Regions from separate parts of the Homo sapiens genome. Here region 2 is linked to region 1. The links are chromatin loops, found by intact Hi-C in ENCODE. Cell type or tissue: sigmoid colon. All regions are shown on one strand. Links, peaks and the distances in the headings refer to the core of each region. The heading gives the core; the rest is flanking DNA.

The links. Peaks named below come from ENCODE experiments on the same cell type or tissue, not always from the same donor. Only the 100,000 strongest peaks of a DNase experiment are listed, where the experiment ranks them.
Region 2: a loop joins it to region 1, with 6 times the contacts of the local background. A loop is called at or near these places in 2 of 110 quality-filtered maps.

The regions. Positions count from the first base shown.
Region 1 is chr17:29,719,186-29,725,524 of GRCh38, forward strand. All of the region lies in intron 3 of SSH2 (slingshot protein phosphatase 2), which reads right to left. Among named protein-coding and RNA genes, the nearest start is that of SSH2-AS1, 83 kb to the left of the region's middle. RefSeq lists a silencer at 4,492-4,591. In sigmoid colon, for the core only: no CTCF peak of the experiment used is centred there; a DNase peak (open chromatin) is centred at 3,676; H3K4me3 peaks cover 674 bases; H3K27ac peaks cover 3,764 bases.
Region 2 is chr17:30,078,985-30,085,323 of GRCh38, forward strand. EFCAB5 (EF-hand calcium binding domain 5) reads left to right here. Exons shown (of 23, transcript NM_198529.4): 16 at 1,088-1,257; 17 at 1,769-1,997; 18 at 3,907-4,059. Among named protein-coding and RNA genes, the nearest start is that of NSRP1, 35 kb to the right of the region's middle. In sigmoid colon, for the core only: no CTCF peak of the experiment used is centred there; no DNase peak of the experiment used is centred there; H3K27me3 peaks cover 377 bases.

The DNA of each region.
Region 1 (6,339 bases), core at 635-5,634:
TAGCTGTTGTTTATAATGGCAAGAACTTCACCATTACTTCAGAAACTTTCATTTGTAGAAACTCAGAATCTGTTACAATGGCACGTCCATCAATGTTCTCTTTGGGAGTTGTGTGATGGTCATGGTAGTGGTTAGGTGTTGGCTTTGAGCACTGTGAAATAAAGTTAAAGAGGAGTTTGGGCCCGGTGTGGTGGCTCACGCCTGTAATCCCAGCTACTCGGGAGGCTAAGGCAGGAGAATCACTTGAACCCGAGAGGTGGAGGTTGCAGTAAGCCAAGATCGTGCCACTCCAGCCTAACAGCCTAACTGACAGAGCAAGACTCTGTCTCAAAAGAAAAAAAAAAAAGAAAAAAAAAAGAAAAGGGGACTTTGTAACTATCATTTATTGAGTACCCACCTGTGTTAGGCATGATGCCTAGTACTTTACAACCACTATCTTAAAACAACTTGATGAACAGAAGTTCTTCCCATTTCACAGATGAGAAAACAAAGGTTTTGAGAGTAACTTGCTTAAACTTACCAATTACACAACTAGTAAATTACAGAGCAGGAGTCAAAATGTAGGCTTCTTTTCTTTTCTTCTTTTTTGAGACAGAGTTTTGCTCTTGTTGCCCAGGCTGGAGTGCAATGGCACAGTCTCGGCTCACTGCAACCTCCGCCTCCTGGGTTCAAGTGATTCTCCTGCCTCAGCCTCCCAAATAGCTGGGATTACAGGCACCTGCCACTGTGCCTAGTTAATTTTTGTAATTTTTTAGTAGAGATGGGGTTTCACCATGTTGGCCAGGGTGGTCTCGAACTCCTGACCTCAGGTGATTCACCTGCCTTGGCCTACTAAAGTGCTGGGATTACAGGCATGAGCCACTGTACCTGGCCTACAGGCCTATTTTCAAGTTTTGTTGTTTTTGTTTAAAACATCACTCCCTGGCTCTCTAGCATTTTGAATTCTTTGCCTGTTCTGTACAACAAGGACACCACAGTCCCATTGTAGTGTTATCCACCAATGTACCAATAGGGTTCTAAAAGTGAATTCTCAAATACTAGAACACCAAGGAATTTTTTTGTTATTTAAAAAATTGAGTCAGTTCAGTGCTACTTTATTTCAACCTTACCAGTAACTCTCAAAATTAATTGGCCACAAAAACTGAACTCCATCTGCAAAACAACAGTTTCTCAATTTTCCTTACCAAACCATCTCTTCTATAGTTGTTTTCTACCTTACTAGGCTGAACATAAAAAATATATTGCCAGTAGGACCTCTTAAAAGTTCCTCAAAGTTACTAATTCCCAAATATTAAACCACGGGGAACAGAGAAAGGCATGGTAAAGTATGTTGAATCTCTTTTAAATCTACTGCCTGGTTTTCTCTACTATCGCTGGACTGCCTGACTTTTTAAAGTCCCTGGACAAATTCTTCTTTTCGTAACTGTTTAAATGCATATTACAGATCCCTTGGGCCATGCACTAATGCACAAATGAAATCTAGGAGGGGCACTGCTGCCAGTGTTAGGTTCTGACACTTGCAAAAGCAGTTAACTTTTGTTAAAAAAAAAAAATTAACGATGATGGAGGAGGAGGAACAGGAGGAGGAAGAGAAAAAAATAGCAAAAGGCAAAGTCCAAATGACAATTTAAGGACCTGTCAAAGAAAAGGGAAAAGAGAAAGCAAGTAGAAGTCACTGTCCTTAATTACCTCACAATTTTTCACCCATCCAGTGTTCTCTGTTTCCTAGTCTTTTCCCCTTACAGAATCACTACAGAATTGTAACACCATTACAGATGAAAAATTCACTCTACTGGTTTCTTGCAAATTTAATTTATTAAGCTTTCTTGATGTCCAATCCAATGTTTAACAGTTCAAATTCACTAAATGCACATTTTAAAGTAAATTTATGAAGACGCAATGATCCACAGCTCTTGGGGAGCTGGGGACAAAGAGATCACACAGTAGTATTTTGCAGTACTCTAGAGTGGGATGTGAAATAACAATAATTCCAAACATTTTAGTTAGGGTTTAGAAAAAGAGGAAAATAACCTAATCAAAATGATCCAAGAGTAAATTTAACTTTCATATGTGTTTTAAATGTATCAGAGAAAAGAAGTTAAGATTCATTATATATTTGCTCCAGCATAGAACGGACATTGCAGTATAATCCTACACTTGTTCCCTGGATTGCTTTTAGGTTTTGGTCGAGCTAGGTCCTATAATCTACCCCAGTGGCAACTCAGGACCCAGGAAAACAAGGGAAAAAGGAAAAACTTTTAACCACCGGCTTTACTACTAAAGGCAAAATTTCTCTGCAATGATTGGAAGGAAAGCTAGAATTCTGAGGGTCTTTTGTTTTCTCACACAGTAAGACAGCTAGAAAAGCTGTATGTAAATCCTGCAGACTTCCTAAGTCATCAGGGGACCCTAGACACCACAGGTCCAACCCTTCAAATGTCTAAGTATTGGGGATTACGGTTTCTGAAAGGAAGGTGGCTGAAGATATTCAATAACAAACTTTCTACCAAAACAAGGAAACATGGTCCATTTTGTTCTTTTTGTCAAACAAGAAAGGGAAAATGATGAGGAGGCATGGATGTGTCCTTATTCACCATTAAGAAGACAAAGGGTGAGACATAACAGCTCTGAAAAGGGAGACGACCAGTTACAAGTGAAACACTATTACTAACAAGATTAGTCAGGTATTAGAAGAAATGAGGCTTGCAACTCAACAAAGGGCAGAAAAGTATAGACATGTCTTTTTTCTAAATGAGACTGTCCTTGGGTGGGCAGGGTAATGTTTCTTGAAAGTCAATGTAATTTGTAAGGCCGGATGCAGTGGCTCACGCCTGTAATCCCAGCACTTTGGGAGGCTGAGGAGGGTGGATCACGAGGTCAGGAGTTCAAGACCAGCCTAGTCAAGATGGTGAAACCCCATCTCTACTAAAAATACAAACATTAGCTGGGCATGGTGGCCGGCACCTGTAATCCCAGCTACTCGGGAGGCTGAGGCAGAGAACTGCTTGAACCCGGGAGGTGGAGGTTGTAGTGAGCCGAGATCGCGCCACTGCACTCCAGCCTGGGCAATAGAACGGGACATTATCTCAAAAAAAAAAAAAAAAAAGTCAGTGTAATTTACAACAGCAGTTTCTAAATATTAAAAAAATCCTTCACACATGTTATATGTCTTACTTTTAAAAAGTTGGATCTCAGCCATACTCTAGAGTACTTGGGTTTCAAAAGTCAGAAAGGAAAATAAAAATAAGGACTCATCGATGGAGTACTGATAAGCTGCAATGTCCTTTGAGTAACTCAAGACCAAAAACCAAAAGATAATGCCAGGAGAAAAACAGGGAAGTGGCTAAATGACAAAGTATCTGAACTTCTGCTTAAGACAAAGGACACAATTACGCAAAAAGCTATGCACGGGAAGATAACATGGCAGGAATGAAAACAGCTATCAATAAGGATAGTAATATTGTGGGTGATTTTTTTCTTTTTGAAAATTTTCTTAAATTATGTTATTATACTGTGTTTTCAGTTTTTAAAAAGGACCGAAAAGTGGGGAGGGGCAGTACAGGAAAACACACCGTGGGAACAGAGTCAAGCACACAGATGGTTTGCGTAAGCTAAATTTTCAGACATCTGCCTTTGTGCAAGACTGGAAAAAGTAGAGCTGCTGTCAACAAGTTCTCTGCAGTGAGAGAGGGGTGGAGCCTGAGAGAAAGTGAACCGTGAAGAAACCAACAATCCGAAGCCACAGGGCTGAAGAACAAATAATTTCTTAGATTAAGTTCCTCATTTATGAGCTACCCCTCTTCCCAAAATGCTTTGCCATCGGCAATGTCTACTACTCAAATAAGGAGACCTTAAGCTGCCCATATGTCTCCACTTAAGTGACTGAGGTTCTCTGTCAGTAGCACTACTTAGCTCTATGCAAGATATCCCATCTCTGTGGGCAAGATATCCCATCTCTGTGGGAGATGAGATATGGTACAATATACTGTATAAAAATCTGGGTGAGATGCAAATGGCCCCAAACCTCCCTTCATTTTCCAATTCCAAATAAAAAAAAGCTTATCATGTACAGAAAACTCATGTAAAAGCAAAGACAATACAGTTGTTCATCTGCTCTACTGCCTTGCTTTGATATATGTTTAACTTTATTTCTGTTTAGTTAAATGAATACTCCTAGGCCTATATTGTTTGCTCTTGCATGTAAGGCAATGAAGGGAAATTGCCATTCACACTGCTTTATATAGTGCCCAGTGTAACGCTATATACACAGTGCTTAATGAATGTGATCTGAAAATGGCAATAGGGAAGCTGAAGACTCAAGAACACTTTGGAAGATAAGAAAGTATGGAAGATATTACAAAACCTCTTCTCTGGTACATGTGAAGAACGGGAAGGTAACATGGCAGGAATGGAAATGGCCCTAAGTAAGGAACTTAACATTGTGGGTAATTTTTTCTCTTTTTGAAAATTTTCTTTAATGATATTATTCTGTGTTTTCAATTTTTATAAAGGACCAAAGTGATTCTGGGGTGGGGGGTAGGGCAGCTCTTCTGGCAGGTGAGAAAGCCCACATTTGTCATACAAACCACAGGAAAGGCCTTATTTGTTCTTGTTTGCAGCCTTTAATCAGGCCTCATGCTAGGGGGAACTTCTTCCACTTGAAAAATTTACTTGCAAAGTTCTATCTGGTGTTCTGTCTTGAACTTCCCTTTTCTGAGAAGTTGGGTGTATTGTATGGGATACTCCCATACATCTACCTTCTGGGCAAACTGACTACAAAAGATGTGGGAAATCTCTTGTTCAGGCACAGTAGCCTCTCTTAGGTCCTATATAAGCTCCTCTTCCTGAATTCTCAGTCAGTTAATTCCACATAGTTCACAGGACCCACATTTTCCTGTTGGTGACAGCAAAAGCTACAACAGACCAAATTATAATTTAATCAACTAGATACAGATTTTAACTCAAAGGTGTAATACATGCAAAACAGAGGAAGGTGCCTATTCTTTCTGTACTCATATAATCTAACTGAGGTTTTAAAATGTGGATGTCAGAACCTATTCTAGCCGGGCAGGGTGGCTCACACCTGTAATCCCAGCACTTCGGGAGGCCGAGGTGGGTGGATGGCCTGAGGTCGGGAGTTCAAGACCAGCCTGACCAACATGGTGAAACCCCATCTCTACTAAAAATACAAAATTAGCCGGGCGTGGTGGCACATGCCTGTAATCCCAGCTACCTGGGAGGCTGAGGCAGGGGAATCACTTGAACCCGGGAGGCGGAGGTTACAGTGAGCCAAGATTGTGCCATTGCACTCCAGCCTGGGCAACAAGAGCAAAACTCTGTCTCAAAAAAAAAAAAAAAAAACAAAACCCTATTCTAAGGACCCAGATTACCAAATCTTTTTTTTTTTTTTTTTTTTTTTCAAAGAGACAGAGTCTCGCTCATTGCCCAGGCTGGAGTGCAGTGGTGCATTCTCAGCTCACTGCAACCTCCACCTCACGGGTTCTAGCAATTCTCCTGCCTCTGCCTCCCGAGTAGCTGGGATTACAGGCGCATGCCACCATGCCCAGCTAATTTTTGGTATTTTAGTAGAGACAAGGTTTCACCATGTTGCCCAGGCTGGTCTCAAACTCTTGAGTTCAGGCAATCCACCCACCTCGGCCTCCCAAAGTGCTAGGATTACAGGTGTGAACCACCGTGCCTGGCCGTTAATTTTTTCTGAAGGTGTTCTAGTTGATTCTGAAACTCAGTTTGGTTTGAAAACTTTTCAAGAATACATCACAGATTTTCATTCAACAGGTATTTGTTGAGAGCTTATTATGTAGCAGGTCCCATTCAAGGCACTGGAATACAGCAATGAACTTTTATAAAAGCCAGGGAATCGGCCAGGCACGGTGGCTCACGCCTGTAATCCCAGCACTCTGGGAGGCCAAGACGGGCAGATCACGAGGTTAGGAGATCGAGACCATTCTGGCTAACATGGTGAAACCCCGTCTCTACTAAAAATACAAAAAATTAGCCGGGCATGGTGGTGCGTGCCTGTAGTCCCAGCTACTCAGGAGGCTGAGGCAGGAGAATTGCTTGAACCCAGGACGCCGAGGTTGCAGTGAGCCAAGATTGCACCACTGCACTCCAGCCTGGGCGACACAGCAAGAATCAGTCTCCAAAAAAAAAAAAAAAAAAAAAAGCCAGGGAATCCCATTACTGGGTATATACCCAAAAGATTCTAAATCATTCTACTATAAAGACACATGCCACATGCACATGTATGTTTACTGCAGCTACATTTACAATAGCAAAGACTTGGAACCAACCCAAATGCCCATCAATGATAGACTGGAT
Region 2 (6,339 bases), core at 930-5,929, 360 kb after region 1:
TCCTGTCACTTAGAACGCATGGCCCTGAGGGGCTACTGCCTACAGCCTTGCCACCTCCTCAGAGACTCCCAGGTTGCTGCTATTCACAGGCAGAAACAGCACAGCCGCCTTCTACATGTATCATAGATTCCACTAATCCAGGGAACCTATGCCAGTCATCTCAGCTAAATAGCGATACTTGCTCAATTGAATCATCTCCTGAATGGCCGAATTTTCCAGTGTAGTTGGAAATGGGGCACCGGGACCAAAAGACCACTCAAGAAGAAGAGGCATTGTTCTAACTTGCTTCAGAGGTCTGTGGTATCCTAAGAGAAATCTCGCTACATATTTGTTAATGACTCCATAGATCTTGTATGTGGAAAGAAGGAATAAAGGCAAAAGAAAAGGGCATGGAAAGCAAACCCAAATATATAGAAAGAGGAGAAAAATATCAAGGAAAGTGTCTCACATGTCCCCAATTTATGGATATGTTTAATGTATATATTGACACATAATATTGTTAATAACATAATAATAATATTTAAGGTACAGAGAATTTATAGTTGCAGAAATAGTAGTTGCAGAAAGTCTGCAATCTTGGGCCACAAAAAAATCCTTCCTGAAATTACATAGATCAAATATACAAAGTGTGTTAAGAGTTCCTCGAGAGCATTTTTTTTCACTTTCACATCACAGTCGACGGTCAAGAAATATGAGTGAAGTGAAGGCAACTTCTTGGCCCAGCTCTCTCTCTCTCAAATCAACACTTTCAATAGAAACACAGACAGTTGACCATAGGTCAAAGGAATCCAAGTTTTAAACCTCTAAATTTGAGTAGACTTGAGAGTTTTTTGGTTTTGTTTTTCTTTTCTGGTAAACCAGTCCAGTTGGCATAGAAGAAACCCGTTATACCCACTGAAACTCAGACTTACAGGATAGCTATGCTGTCAACCTTTTCCCCACTGCCCATGAATAGTAATATATGCATTCTTTATTCAGGAAAATGAAACTACTGGGGCAAGATGCATGAATTAACTAGTAAGGGGGACATGATTAGGGGAGTTCTTTGGCTGTTGGCAAACACATGGTCGGAAACGTTTTGCTGTAGGATGCTGAAGCCCATGGAAATAAAAAGATCAGTGCTCACATTTCCCTCTTAGAAGAAAACCTACTACTGCCTGAGAAAGGGAATGTTCTATTGAGGAATGTGGCTTGTACCTTAGATGATGCTCAATTTGTACTGAACAGAGTGCTCTACAGGGACATGAAAGGAATCAGGTAAGAACTTCTTGAAGAGATTGGTTTCACCCTCCTAAAAAAATAATTCCCTTTCTGAGTAAACTGGCATCAAGATCCCAGCTAGCTGCTCAAAAGAGAGGTGCCTCAAGTCACCAGTGCTTCTGGAGTAGAAGCTGATGGCTTCCAGTCCTGGATGATTTCACTTATTTCTAGAGCTCGCTCTTTGGTAATGATTCGCCACATGGGGACTCTGCGTCACAATATCATCTCAATTATTTCTGCCTGCTCCATAAGTTATGTCTCTGGAGTTCTGTTTATATTTGTTTTCTATGTCCACATCCAAGCTTGTTTTTTTTTTTTTTGTTTGTTTGTTTTGTTTTTGTTTTAGTCTTTCTCAAGTCAGACCTCCAAACTGGTCATCTTATCTGAGTCCACTGCTCGGTCATATAATGCCACAGATTGTGAATAGAGAATCGCTCTAGTTTCCTCCATGGTTTAATCTAAATCTCTCCCTGTGCCTTTCTTCCATCCTCATACTCTTTTTCCTCAGCTTTACAGTAGTGGATGAAGGGAAGCCAATCCATGTTCCCCAAGTTCAGTACCATGGGAACATCTTCTTCTGGAACCAGTCCCGTAATAAGCATGATTATAATGGTTCATTCCTGGCTCTGCCTCTTCAAGATGCATATATGAGGATCTTTGGGGTCTTGGCTGTTGATACCCTTAGAGATCCCCACGAAATAAACATCTTTCTACCTCATGAGATCAGATTCTATCAGGTAAGTCATAGAAGTCTTCAAGAGCGATGGTAGGATGGCCTCTCTTTCTAATACTTTTTAAAGAGTGAAACCTGAAATCCGATGAGAGTAAAGCTGTGTATACAGATAACATCATCATACTTGCTCCTGTTCCCTGAATGTATGTTTCAGTCTTTTGAGAAGTTCCCCATTACTTATGGAAGGACTTTCAGCCTCAGTTACATATCCATGCCTCAGCCTCATGTGTCCCATAGCATTAATCACAGGAATAGAATTTTATGCTACAGAACAGAAATCCAACCATTGACCATTAAGACCCACAAAGCGGGAATGAACTTTTAGAAGGGACGTATTTGTGTTTTACTAACAGTGGTATCTATCTAGAAATCTTTTGTACTTTCTACAAATGGTACTAATTCTGATATGCATCCCCATAGGTCTTGATTTCAGTGTTATAATTTTTGAGGATGAAAAATAAAGAAAAAGGCCTAAATGTTTCTTGGGTATTCATGTTTTTAAATTAGATCACAAAATGATAGGCACTTTTAAGATCATGAAATAGCTAGACCATTTCTACAAGCATTTTTATTTAATTTATGGATAGAACTTGCAATAAAGGAAGATCAAAAGCCTTTATGGAGACAATGAACTGTGGAGTCTAGCAGCAAGTTAGGAACTTGAACTTGCTATGCCCTTATCATTTGTTGCCCTGTAAGCCTTTGGCTCTTTATGTTTATTTACCATTATTTTTCACTTTCTCTTCCCATTTATTGGGTGGATAGTTGAGGAAAGTGGTAGTACCTCTTTCTCTGGACACATTTTCAATAATAAAATTCATTCTCATCTGACACAAGAATTATGTGAAGATATTAAAATGGAGGAGTATGGAGTTATCAGTAGGTGAAGTATATATAGTCTTGCTAGAGAGCTTTTCAAAATGAATTATACATTGGCACTCTAGCCCTTAGAGGTAAAGGCTTCTGGGTTACCCTTAGATGCCTTGAGTCCTAATATAAAAGGCATATAATTTTGAAGAGTTTGTGATTCCTAGAGTTTCCTGACAACAGGCCCACATATGGGTTCTAAAGATTTCCCATCCCTTCTCTGTGGAACAGGGTCTCCTTATGCCTGTAAGAGGACTACGTAATCTAGCACACTGTGGGTCTTGGAACCAAACATGTCCTATACTGTCGATCTGATGATAGTGGCCATGTCTGCACAGATGCAGGCATTAACATTGGCATCCGATCAAGGCAGCTCCTACCCACCTGCCTAAGATTGGCATTCGTTCTTGGCTTTTTAACATTTTTTTCTCATTTCAAAGTTTATCTTGTTCCTTTGATGCTATTCTCTAATAGCACATACCACAAATTTCACTGGATGACTATCAAAAGCATAAAAAGGTATGTGGGTCTCTCTCTTTATACCTCTTTTTTTTTTTTTTTTTTTTTTGTGAGACTTGCTCTGTTGCCCAGATTGGAGTGCAGTGTTGCGATCTCAGCTCACTGCAACCTCCACCTCCTGAGTTCAAGCAATTGTCCTGCCTCAGCCTCCTGAGTAGCTGGGATTACAGGTGTGCACCACCATGCCCAGCTAATATTTGTATTTTTAGTAGAGACAGGGTTTCACCATGTTGGCCAGGCTGGTCTCAGACTCCTGACCTCAAGTGATCCGCCCTGCCTTGGCCTCCCAAAGTGCTGGGATTACAGGCATGAGCCATGGCACCTGGCCTATAACTTTGATTTCTTGATGATCCTTTTTTTTAATAGTAGAATCTGGAACACTGCCCTTTGAGGACTGCTGAATAATTTGTAGGAAGTAGATTATCATGAAGTAATTAAATTACTGGTAAAGGTAATCCAATTACTATATTACTAATTATTTTTCTATTTTAAAAAGAATAGGCTATTTGAATTTTCTGTCTCTACAGGGTGTTGCTAATGTCTTTAGCACTGCCTATCACTACGTCCACAGCCGGGAGCACATTCTGCATATTGTGATCACTGGCATAGGCTGGCTTTATGACGTCACATCCAGCATCACCTCCATCACTACGTACTTTGTAGAGCCTAGCCCAGCCCAGGTAGGCAAGGCTCAGTAGTGGTAGATCTCTCCAAGGTAGCCGAGTGTCTAGATGTTATTTCTTGCTAATATTTGAAAACCATATTAATTAGCTATTAGTCTAAAGGAAGACAGATTTCCCAATACAAGACCCTTGGTTGTGAGTGACAGGAATCCATCTCAAATTGCCTTAGGCAAAAGGGAGAATTAACTGACTCACGTGACCAAAATGAAGACAGGGCAGGAGTCAAGCTATCTTTCAGGATGGCCAGATCCAGGGACTTGAAGCCATCAGGGCTCTCTTGTGTTCATCTCTCCACTTCTCATGTTTGTTTCCCTCTGTACATTGGTTTTGTTCTTCCAGCTAAAGATGGGCTTTTTCTGCAGAGCAAGTCAGATGCTTACTAAAAGCATCCTGTAAAAAGTTCCAGTTTGGAAAACCCAAGAAAGAAGACGGAGTCTCGCTCTTGTTGCCCAGGCTGGAGTGCAATAGCGCAATCTCAGCTTACCTCAACCTCCGCCACCCGGGCTCAAGCAAGTCCCCTGCCTCAGCCTCCCGAGTAGCTGGGATTACAGGCATGCGCCACCACGCCAAGCTAATTTTGTATTTTTAGTAGAGGCGGGGTTTCTCCATATTGGTCAGGCTAGTCTTGAACTCCCGACCTCAGATGATCCAGCCACCTCAGCCTCCCAAAATGCTAGAATTACAGGCGTGAGCCACAGTGCCCGGCCAGAAAACTCTTTTTGACTTATCCTGAGATACATACCCCTGGCCAGAGTGTGGAGTTCACAGTAATGGGCAACACTCACCAGAATCATATGGGTGGAGTGGGAAGGGACTAGGAGCTGCTGTTTTGGAAGGACTCAGTTATATGACACCGATTTTTTTAAGCCCTCCTATCCATAATGTCATGAATTCTTGCTGACTGTTTGCTTTGCTTCTTTATACTTTGTGTTAGGATTTTGCATATGATGAGAGTGGGTGGAAAGGTTTTTCCTTTCAGAAAGGCTGAATGACTCTGGGAGGTGCTTGGTTGGGTGGTAGTGTCACCTGGTTGTCTCCCAGTCCCTTGGCTGGCCCACACAGGCATGTCCACACTTCCCTCCGGGCTGCTTCTTTCCTTTTTCCCACCAGGTCCCTACTTCCCTCCCTCAGTAGCTAGGTCAATCTGATGAGGCCTTGGTCAATGAGGGCAGAATCATGGAGCTCTCTTGTGGGGTGGCCAGGCCATGGGAGCCTCCAAGGGCACTTAGGCCTGGGGCAGAGCACCCTGTTTGAAGGGCCCCAGCTACAATGGCCCTTCAAAGCACATGGGGCCCCAGGGAAGATTCAGAAGAACATCGTCAGGGCCTTAAGAGAAACAACACATAGGGCACCATGGAAAAGCCAAAATAGCCCAAAGCAGCAGCAAGAAGCATGACTTCAGCGGCTGTAAGTTCAGAACCAAGAGTCCACAGACAAAGCCACCAGGGTCACACCCCATCTGACCTGGACCATCTCATAGTGGTGAAGAAGATCCTGCCAAAAGTCGGGGGAGAGAAGGACCACCCAGCAGTCGGGTTGTGAGTGAGATCATGGTGGGGCAGAGACCAGAACAGCCTGTCTAAGCTCTTTTCAAGCACTCAACGATCATAACTTCCTAAGCCTCCCTCTTCCCCTTCTGCAGCCCCTCCAGATTCACATTTCTCTCTCTTCTCCAGGCTGCTCTGTGTCTCAAAGATAAACCAGTATCCATGGGCTCTTTGGCCCTTTGGCTTCTGCTTGCATTTGTCCAATGACAGCTGCCAACAGGACACTGGAGGGCAGAAGTAGAGTGCAACTGGGGCATTGATGCTTCTGTTTCCCTCTCTGTCAGGTTGCTGTGGGTTAGCTGTGTTTCTCTCCTAAAGGCCACTTCACCTTTCATCAGGCAGTCCTCTCCACACAGCTGTCCTTTGTCGGTTCTGGTCATTGCTTCCCCCGTCCCCGCCCCCTCTCCCCGCCTCTTCAGGCTAAGAGTGGTAACAGCTCTTCCTTATTACCAGGTTGGAATTCTAAACACTGCCTTCATAAATAGTCCCTTTATTAAACGCCCCTTAAATTACCCAGCTGTGGCAATCTGCTTCCTTGTGATACCCTGACTGATACGAATTATAAAGTAAATCCTGTGATACTCCCCCTCACCTCAAGCCCATGTTCCTGTAAGGTACAGAGTCATAGAGGAAAAAAATTACTGCTCTGTTAACAGTAACCATAGATGAGTAAAAACAGATTCAAATTCTCTTAGGTATGAAATTCAGGGTATTTTAGCTTATCACCCCA